Linked DNA regions of Homo sapiens: region 2 is linked to region 1. A link is a contact called in ENCODE Hi-C or POLR2A ChIA-PET data. All regions are on one chromosome and are shown on one strand. Each heading gives the region's core, a stretch centred on a gene start or an enhancer-like site at or near the end of the contact. The rest is flanking DNA. Distances are from core to core; before and after follow the strand shown.

Region 1 (3,801 bases), core at 544-3,043:
CTTTTCCTTTCTTTTCTTTCTTTCTTTTTCTTTTTTTTTTTTTTTTAAACCATACTACTTAGAAGTGCGTGAAGCCCAGGTCTCTGTCTCACTTTCCCTTTGTGTTCCCGGGCCTGGCACAGATGAGGGACATAATGAATTAAGGAATCTCCCATCTCAGGGCCTGCGTGGCACCCATCAGCATCAGGGCCTCTGACCCCAGTGGGTGAGAGGAAGTGCAACCCCCCCCCGCCCCCCTGAGCGCAGGGCCTGCCGCGAAGAGAGCAGAGCTGTGAAAGGAGACTCAGTTTACCCAAGGTGGAGTCTCAAGCACGTCAACATGGGGGCTGAGGAAGAGACGGGACATCTCCGCGGCGACAGAGCCCAGAGGCACTTAAGAAATCTTAGTTCTTGTCCCCTCCTCATAAGCACTTCGGGGACAGGTTTCCTGTGTTCCAAGTAATTTAATTCCCATGGCTCCCGAAAGGCTGGAGCGGTTTCCTTTTCAGAGGCTGTGGGTGCCTCTGAGAAGGAAAGTCACAGGCAGTATCGGTCTTGCCCATGTTTTTCAGTGCTGTGTGTCCAGCGTCTGAAAGCATGCGGGCACACAGTAGGTGGTGACAAGCGGACGAACTGCCATCGGCGACAGCTGGGTAACTCGCCAGTGCAGGGAACAAAACCCGCCTCCAGATAAGAAGACCCTGCAGGCCTCCCGCACCCTGTAATTTGGATCTCCAGGAATCGCCTTTGTTGTGGGCGCCCAACCTCAGGCAAAGCGAGCACCTGCTCCTCCCGCCGGTCCTCGCAGGAGGACCCCAGGCTGCTGCGCCCCGGCTGCCTCTCCGGGTCCCTGCGCTCCGCTTCTCCGGAGCTGGGGGACCGGGGGCGCCCCGGGACCCGCAGCCAGGGTCCGCCCAGCGCTTCCGAGCCGTGGTAACGCGCCTCCCCAGGTGCCCGACACCCCGCCCGGGGCCAGCATTTTTCGCTTCCTAGGGCCGGGCCGGGGGTCTGGGGCTGCGTCAAGGGCCTCGTCAGGCACCCCCAGGCCTGCGGGGGCAGGATCCTGAGTCACCGCCGCGCACGCCCTCTCCTCCCGGCTTCCATCCTGGGGCCACCTCCAGCCCGCAGGGTCGGGCCCCGGCGCAGCCGGCTCTCTGCGGGTCTGCTGTGCGCCCCTCTCCCCAGCCCGAGTCACTGCGGCCGCCGCCCCCACCCCTGGCTGGCTCGGGGGAGCCTCGCTTGTCCGCCCCTCCCATGAGAAGCCCGAGCTCTCAGCGCTCCCGGGCGGCTCCCGCGGGAGGGGGCGCGGCCGCCCCCACGGCTCCACCCTCTCGGCGGGGCCGCAGCCATCTGGGGCCCCTGCCAGTAGCGGCCGCTCCGGGGCCCGCACGGAGCTCGCGACCCGCTTGCGCGGCGGGAGGCAGCCCCGGGCAGGGACCCCGGCCTCCTCAGCGGGCGCTCCCGGCGCTGAGATGCCCCGAGGGGGCGGTGGCCGCGAGCCGAGCCCGGGTGGAAGCGCGTCGCAGCGGACGCGGGCGCCCCTCGCCACCTCAGTGACCCTTTGGGAGCCGGGACCGGAGCCCCGCAGGCGGCGGTGCGGGCCCGCGGGGGCGGCGAGGTCCGTGCCCCTAGCGTCCGGAGCGGGCGCAGGCTGCTGAGCCTCGGCTGGGCTCGTTGCCTCCCGCCTTTCCCCCCAGCCCCCCGCGAGCTGGCAGGAGGAAATAGCGCGCGGCCCCTTTAAATTTACCCAGGAGCCCTTAAAGGAGCCCCAGGGGCCCCAGACAGGAATCCCCACCCCGGTCCAGCCCGCGCCGCCGAGCGAGCAGCCTGCCGTCCGTGCGGCCGGCCGCCCCGTGCATGCGCCCCGCGCCCCGGGGCCCCGCGCAGCGAGCGCTCCGCGCGGGCTGCCGCCGGCCCCGCGGCCCCGCGCCCCGCCGCCCCGGGGCCCCGCTCCGCAGCGCAGCGCATGGAGCCCGGCGGGGACCACCGGAGCCGGAGCAGCGGCGGCAGGGGCGGCCCCGGGCCAGCAGTGGCCTCGGCACGGGGCCGACGGCTGCCGCCCGCCGGATCGAGCGGCAGCGCGGAGCCAGAGGAAGACGAAGGCGGTAAGAGCTGGGGCCGGCGGCCCGGGCGGGGGCCCCGGCGTGGGGGAAGGGAGGGCTGCGGCTCGGGGCCCCTCTCCGCCGCCGAACAAAGCGGGGGACGCGGGCAGGGCGGCCGGGGGCGCCACCTGGTGGGCGCGGAGCGCGGCTGCAGGGCTGGCGGGGGAGCCCCCCGCCCAGCTCCCGGGGTCGGCTCGCGGGGCTCGGGCGGCTCGCCTCCCCCTTAAAGGGCCCCGCTGCCGCCCGCAGCGCCCCGCCTTGGGGGCCAGGCCCGAGGGGCCCCACGGGGCAGGGCGCCACGGAGCGAGGCTGGACTTTGGCCCCCGCCCCTTTCTCTTTCAGACTCCCAGGTGGTCTCCCTAATCGGGCTTTCTCTCAAAAGTCCGCCCAGACCCTGGGTCCCCTTCGGGGGCTTTTCCCCAGCGGAGCTGAGCTCAGCTCCGAACTCTGCTGTTTTAAATCGGGCTGCTCCTCTCGTCTCGTGGCCTTGTGAGAGACATGCACCCTTTTTCTTTTCTCCCACATTCTCCCTAGGAAAGTGCATCGCTTGCGCCCCGGGGGCCCACACCATCTTTTCCCACCGCGGGCAGTTTTTAAAGCGATGGGTTCGCCCACAAAGGCAGGCACCCCTCCGGCCGGTGCATTCTCCCTTCCCTTCTTTTCAGAATTTTTTTTTGCCCTAATTTGTCAGCTCTAGCGGAACCAACCAGTCCTCCTCGTTCGCTCTCAAAGGAGACTGTTGACTCATTTCCCGGCTGCAGGGTCACGCCTTAAGACCCTTGAGGGTTTCCTCCAGGCCAGGGAGACTCTGCCCGAATCTCCAGGCTCCCCTCCCGGTCTCTCCCCTCCCAGAAACGCCCCATCCCCTTTTGTTTTTAAAGAACCTCGGCTCCTCCCCCTTTTTCGGCTCTTAAAGGGCCAATCCACCTTAGACTAGCCTGGATCCAGCGCTGGAAGGATGCTTAGAGACCAGCCAGCTAGCCAGTGTCGTTGCAGACAAAGAAGCTCAGGCCCAGAGTGCGGACATGACCTATCAAAGGTCACAGAGCAAGTTACCAGTGAAGCCAGGACTTGAACCCAGGCCTATGACTCCGAAGCCAGTGGATTCTATGGATCTACTTAAATAAAAACTAAAACAAAAAAACTTCCACAAGGGTGACAGGAGCCCTTTCTGATCCTGTCTTTTGTTTTCCCAACCCTGTGATTCTCCACTGGGAGAATGACCAGAACCTGCCTGTGTGCCCAGGAGACCATTTTTCTAAATCAAGAGGGGTGGGAACTGTAGGGAGGGTAGGGGACTGCTCTGGGTGGGTGTCTGGCACAGGGAACACCATTGGGTTAGTGGGGCCTCTCCAGTGCCCGCCCTTCTGACTGCTGGGCAGTGGCCGGCTCCCTGCCAGAGCAGCAAATAAAGCCCCAGAAAGACTTAATGGGCTTCAGTGGATGGTGGCCACTCCCTGCCGCAGTGTCATTAGTTGTCACTCTGGTGGCCCTCCTGCCATCCCTTTACAGGGTCATTGGCTCCTCCAGAATCTGGAGAAGTTTCAGTCTCAGAAACTCCTTTCCCTGGAGATGTTGGCAGCTTTGTCTTGGGGATCCCTCCCATGTGGGGGCCTAGATTTGGGGAACTGACAATGCCTAGCCCATCCCCAAAATGGGAGTCTCAGGAAGCTATATTTGAAGCATTACTGGAAAAAGGGAGAAGACCTGTGGGTGGGGC
Region 2 (3,801 bases), core at 440-2,939, 230 kb before region 1:
GGGGTTCCCCTCTGCACTCTCAGGGGAGAGAGCGAGAAGGCTGGTGTGTGGACAGGGAGGGACACGCAGGCAAGAGGGGCCAGGCTGCACTCTAGCTTGTTGGGGTAGCAGTGGGCTGACAGTGACCTGTCCCTCATCTCTGCTTTAGGGGAGCCCCTCCCTGGGGCCCCTGCAGAGCCATCACCTGGCCCAGGCCCTGTTCTGGAACTGCTGGGGGTGAGGAGGGGGCATCTGGCCTGAGCCCTCTGCCAGCATTGATTCCAGCTCCCTCCACCTCCCTTGCGCCCCCAGGTCAGCCCCAAAGGCCTGGCTGCAGGCCAGTCCACTTCCGCAGGAAACATTAAATTCCTGAAACACTGAGCTCCACTTCCCCGCACGGGCCCCCACAGCTGGCCGAGGTCGCCTGCAGGGCGGTGAGCCCCCAGAGACTTCGAGCAGCCGGTGCCAGGTGCTCGACCCGGGAGGCTCCTAGGAGAGCCAGCTCAGACAGATCCCTGGGCTCACCCCCACACACTGTGAACACCCTGTGTGCACCCACCTCCCATCACACTGATGTACACATACCCGAACATGCCCACACTGTCACACTGTTGTTAATAACAGGATACACTCATGACCTCCATTCTTGCCAAGCACTGCCTTAAGCACATTACAAAGTTAGTTTAACTCAATCCTTCCAACAGCCCAATGAGCTCTGAGGTGGGTGCTATTATCCCATTTTCCAGATGGAGCAACTGAGACCCAGAGAGGTTAAATGATATGTGAGGGGTCACACATCTGTGGCTGGCAGAGCCAGGATGTGAACTCACGTTGCCCAGCTCCACAGCCCAGCCACGGCACCCCATTCGGAACACTCACTTCCCAGCACTGGGAGCTCCAGCCTGGACGCCCGCTCTGGGCCCTGCCTTCTTGCTCCATCTCAGCCTCGCCCTGGGCTACAGCTGCCTTTCTCCCTGCAGAGGAGAGGAGCAGGTGGAAGGGATCCAGGCCTGAGCCGTTCTCAGCGTTCCCCTAACCTCTCTGCCCACCCATCCCTGGGACGCTCTGGGAAATTGCCTGGTGCCAGCTCTGAGTAAAGTTGCAGAATGAGGTTTAATTGTGCCCCCAGGGCACGAGATCAAACAGCAAAAGAAAGGGGTGTGAGCTACCTGGCATCCCTGGAACTGTGCCGAGACTGAGGTGATGAAGGAGAAGGTGGCCTTGGTTTGTCCATCTGTAAAATGGGGAATGATGGTCCTCTCTTGATGCCCGCCTGTGAGCACCAGGCAGCTGGTGCCTGAGGAGCTCCTGGCGTGGGCGATCAGAGCTGCCAAAGATGGGCCCTGTCCTCCCGGCCAGCACGCGGCGTTTTCCTCTGTGGGAGGGTCGCTGTCCCGGTATTCCAGATAAGAGGGTGGACGCCAGAGAGGGGAAGGGGCAGGATCTCACAGCCGATGAGGGGTGAGCCCGGGCTGGACCCAGGCCTGCCTGAGGCCGCGCCTCTCCTGCGCGGTGCCCTGGCGAGGTTGGGCTGCTGGAGCGTTTCCTCCATGCCTCCCGCTGCGCCCCGGTTGTTTATCTGCGCCCGGGTCCCCAGGGTCGCTCGCGAGGCCCTGCAGCCGCCCTCGGATAAACAAGCCCATGCGGGGCCGTAATTAAGCTGGATGCGCTAACGAGGCGGTTCATTAACCAGCTGGGGTTTGCGCGCCAGGAGACTCGGGCCCGGGCGTCGGGCTCACCTCCCCGCGCGGCTGGAAGACCCAGACTCCAGCTACAGATCTGATCACCCTGTAACAAGGTGGCCTCGGTTTCCTCATCCGCAAAATGGGTCCTAGGGTTTGCCGCCGCCCCGTGATGGGGCGCCGCCTGGGGAGGTGGGCCTTGGGATCGCACCGACGCTGAGGCCCGGGCGGAGGCAGCGACTGGTCGCGGGCCCTGCAGCGCGCCCGGGACAGGGCTAGGGAGGGGCGTCGGGGAGGAAGCTTCCCCGTCACCCCGGCTCGGGCGGCGGTTCCTGTCCCGGCGGCCCCCGCCTCCCGGAGCCGCCCTGCCTGGGCCCTGGCGGCGCGGCCTGGAAGGGACAGGGTGGGCCGGGTGCGCCCCCTGCCGGCCTCCTTGCGCGACTTCCCGCCAGGCCCAGGGCCGTCCCGCTCTGCGCCTCGGTTTCCCCAGATGTGAAACATTCCGGGCGGGGGTGGGGGCAGCGGCCGCGGCCGGAGGCCACGGGGTTGGGGCGCGGCTCCGCATGGGTCCTCGCATCGCCGAGGGGCTTCTCGGGACTGAGGGTGCTCACCCCGGGGCCGCAGCCTTGCCAGGCCAGCTCAGTCGCGCCCGCCCTTCCCGCAGTGGACGGCTGCATTCATCGGGCCGCCGGCCCCCTGCTTACCGACGAGTGCCGGACCCTGCAGAGCTGTAAGACTGGCAAGGCCAAGATCACCGGCGGCTATCGGCTCCCGGCCAAGTGTGAGTCCCCGACGCGCCCCCAGCTGTGGGGCGCAGACAGGGCGCCCGTGTGTCACTGGGACATCAGGGGTGCGGCCCCCACAGGAGTGCTGGGGAACTCCTCAGGGGGCCCTTCTTAACCTTAAGGGCCAAGACCCGGCCCCCACCCCGCACACCCCAGGAAGCACATGGGGGAGACCGTGCGTGGAGGCTGAGGATGGAGCTGGGGGGCAACGCCTTCGCGCCCACACTCGCGCTCGGGTCTCAGCCGGGCCCATACAGATGTGGGGAGGGGGCGCGGGGCTCTGTGCGCGTGCGGATTCGGGCTCGAGGGGGCCCACAGGGGTGGGGGCCTTCGCGGAGGAGGCTCAGCGCTTGGGGGGAAAGGTGTTTCCTGCCCCCTTCTGCCCAGGCCGGCAGGGGGAAGCGAGGGAGCTGAGGACCGCGTAGACCCCCGCCGGTCTGACCCCGTCGCCCCCCGTAGACGTCATCCACACAGTGGGGCCCATCGCCTACGGGGAGCCCAGCGCCAGTCAGGCTGCCGAGCTCCGCAGCTGCTACCTGAGCAGTCTGGACCTGCTGCTGGAGCACCGGCTCCGCTCGGTGGTGAGGGACGGCCCGCGGGGGAGGGCGGGAGGCGGGGCGCAGTGACAATGTTCCAACCCCCTCTCACCCCTCCCCGCCCAGGCGTTCCCCTGCATCTCCACCGGCGTGTTTGGTGAGTCTGGAAGAAAGGCAAGGACCAGGAGTGGGCGGTGGACCCAGACGCCGGGAGGGGCCGGGGCGGACAGGGGAGTGGGCGGGGCCAGAGCCTAGGACTCACTCCCGCCCCACCCGCCTCAGGCTACCCCTGTGAGGCGGCCGCCGAGATCGTGCTGGCCACGCTGCGAGAGTGGCTGGAGCAGCACAAGGACAAGGTGAGTCCTGGGCCCGGGCGAGGGTGGGGTCCGCATCCCGGCCAGAGTGACCAGCCCCCATCATCGCCCAGGGAGTCAGGGTGCAGAGCGCAGGGCCAGGCCCGCCCCTTCCTTCCCTGTTTCTCCTGCGCAAGGGCGCCTGGCGGTGGCGAGATGGGGGTGATGGCACACAGCCGTGAGCCTCCGTGAAGGGCGCAGGGCCAGGCAGGTGAAAGCCTGCACCAGGGCAGGCAGTCACAGGATCCTGGGGCCAGGCGTGGCAGCTCGGCCCAGGCTGAGCAGCCCCTGGCGCAGGTGGACCGGCTGATCATCTGCGTGTTCCTCGAGAAGGACGAGGACATCTACCGGAGCCGGCTCCCCCACTACTTCCCCGTGGGTACGTGCCCCGCGCCGCCCCACGGCCCGCCCCTGCCCCGGTCCACCCTGGGGGCGGGCTCTCACTGTCCTCTGCCTTCCAGCCTGA

Evidence for each region. Hi-C counts contacts between places; a loop is a spot of excess contacts on that map. ChIA-PET counts read pairs that join two places held with the same protein, here RNA polymerase II (POLR2A). Pooled maps may share reads with other maps.
Region 2: a loop to region 1 is called in a map of CD8-positive, alpha-beta T cell, with 23 times the contacts of the local background. The contact joins the enhancer-like site here to the promoter of ZFTA in region 1. A Hi-C loop is called at or near these places in 2 of 168 maps with a recorded cell type or tissue (both CD8-positive, alpha-beta T cell), 4 of 37 single-sample maps with no recorded cell type and 7 of 50 pooled maps. POLR2A ChIA-PET finds 5 or more read pairs at or near these places in 3 of 52 experiments (BJ, PC-9 and Panc1).

The regions. Positions count from the first base shown.
Region 1 is chr11:63,766,767-63,770,567 of GRCh38, reverse strand. ZFTA (zinc finger translocation associated) reads left to right here and starts at 1,793. Exons shown (of 5, transcript NM_001144936.2): 1 at 1,793-2,084. The coding sequence starts at 1,946. RefSeq lists silencers at 977-1,446, 1,467-1,676, 1,807-1,856, 2,077-2,376.
Region 2 is chr11:63,998,868-64,002,668 of GRCh38, reverse strand. MACROD1 (mono-ADP ribosylhydrolase 1) reads left to right here. Exons shown (of 11, transcript NM_014067.4): 5 at 2,326-2,442; 6 at 2,906-3,027; 7 at 3,109-3,139; 8 at 3,265-3,338; 9 at 3,633-3,714; 10 at 3,797-3,801. The coding sequence ends at 3,801. Among named protein-coding and RNA genes, the nearest start is that of OTUB1, 14 kb to the right of the region's middle. RefSeq lists enhancers at 1,599-2,106, 2,119-3,054, 3,392-3,481, 3,055-3,801 and silencers at 1,792-2,371, 3,022-3,261. Within about 2 kb of position 1,689, at least 5 of the 41 ENCODE cell types and tissues checked have a DNase peak (open chromatin) inside an H3K27ac peak, as active enhancers do.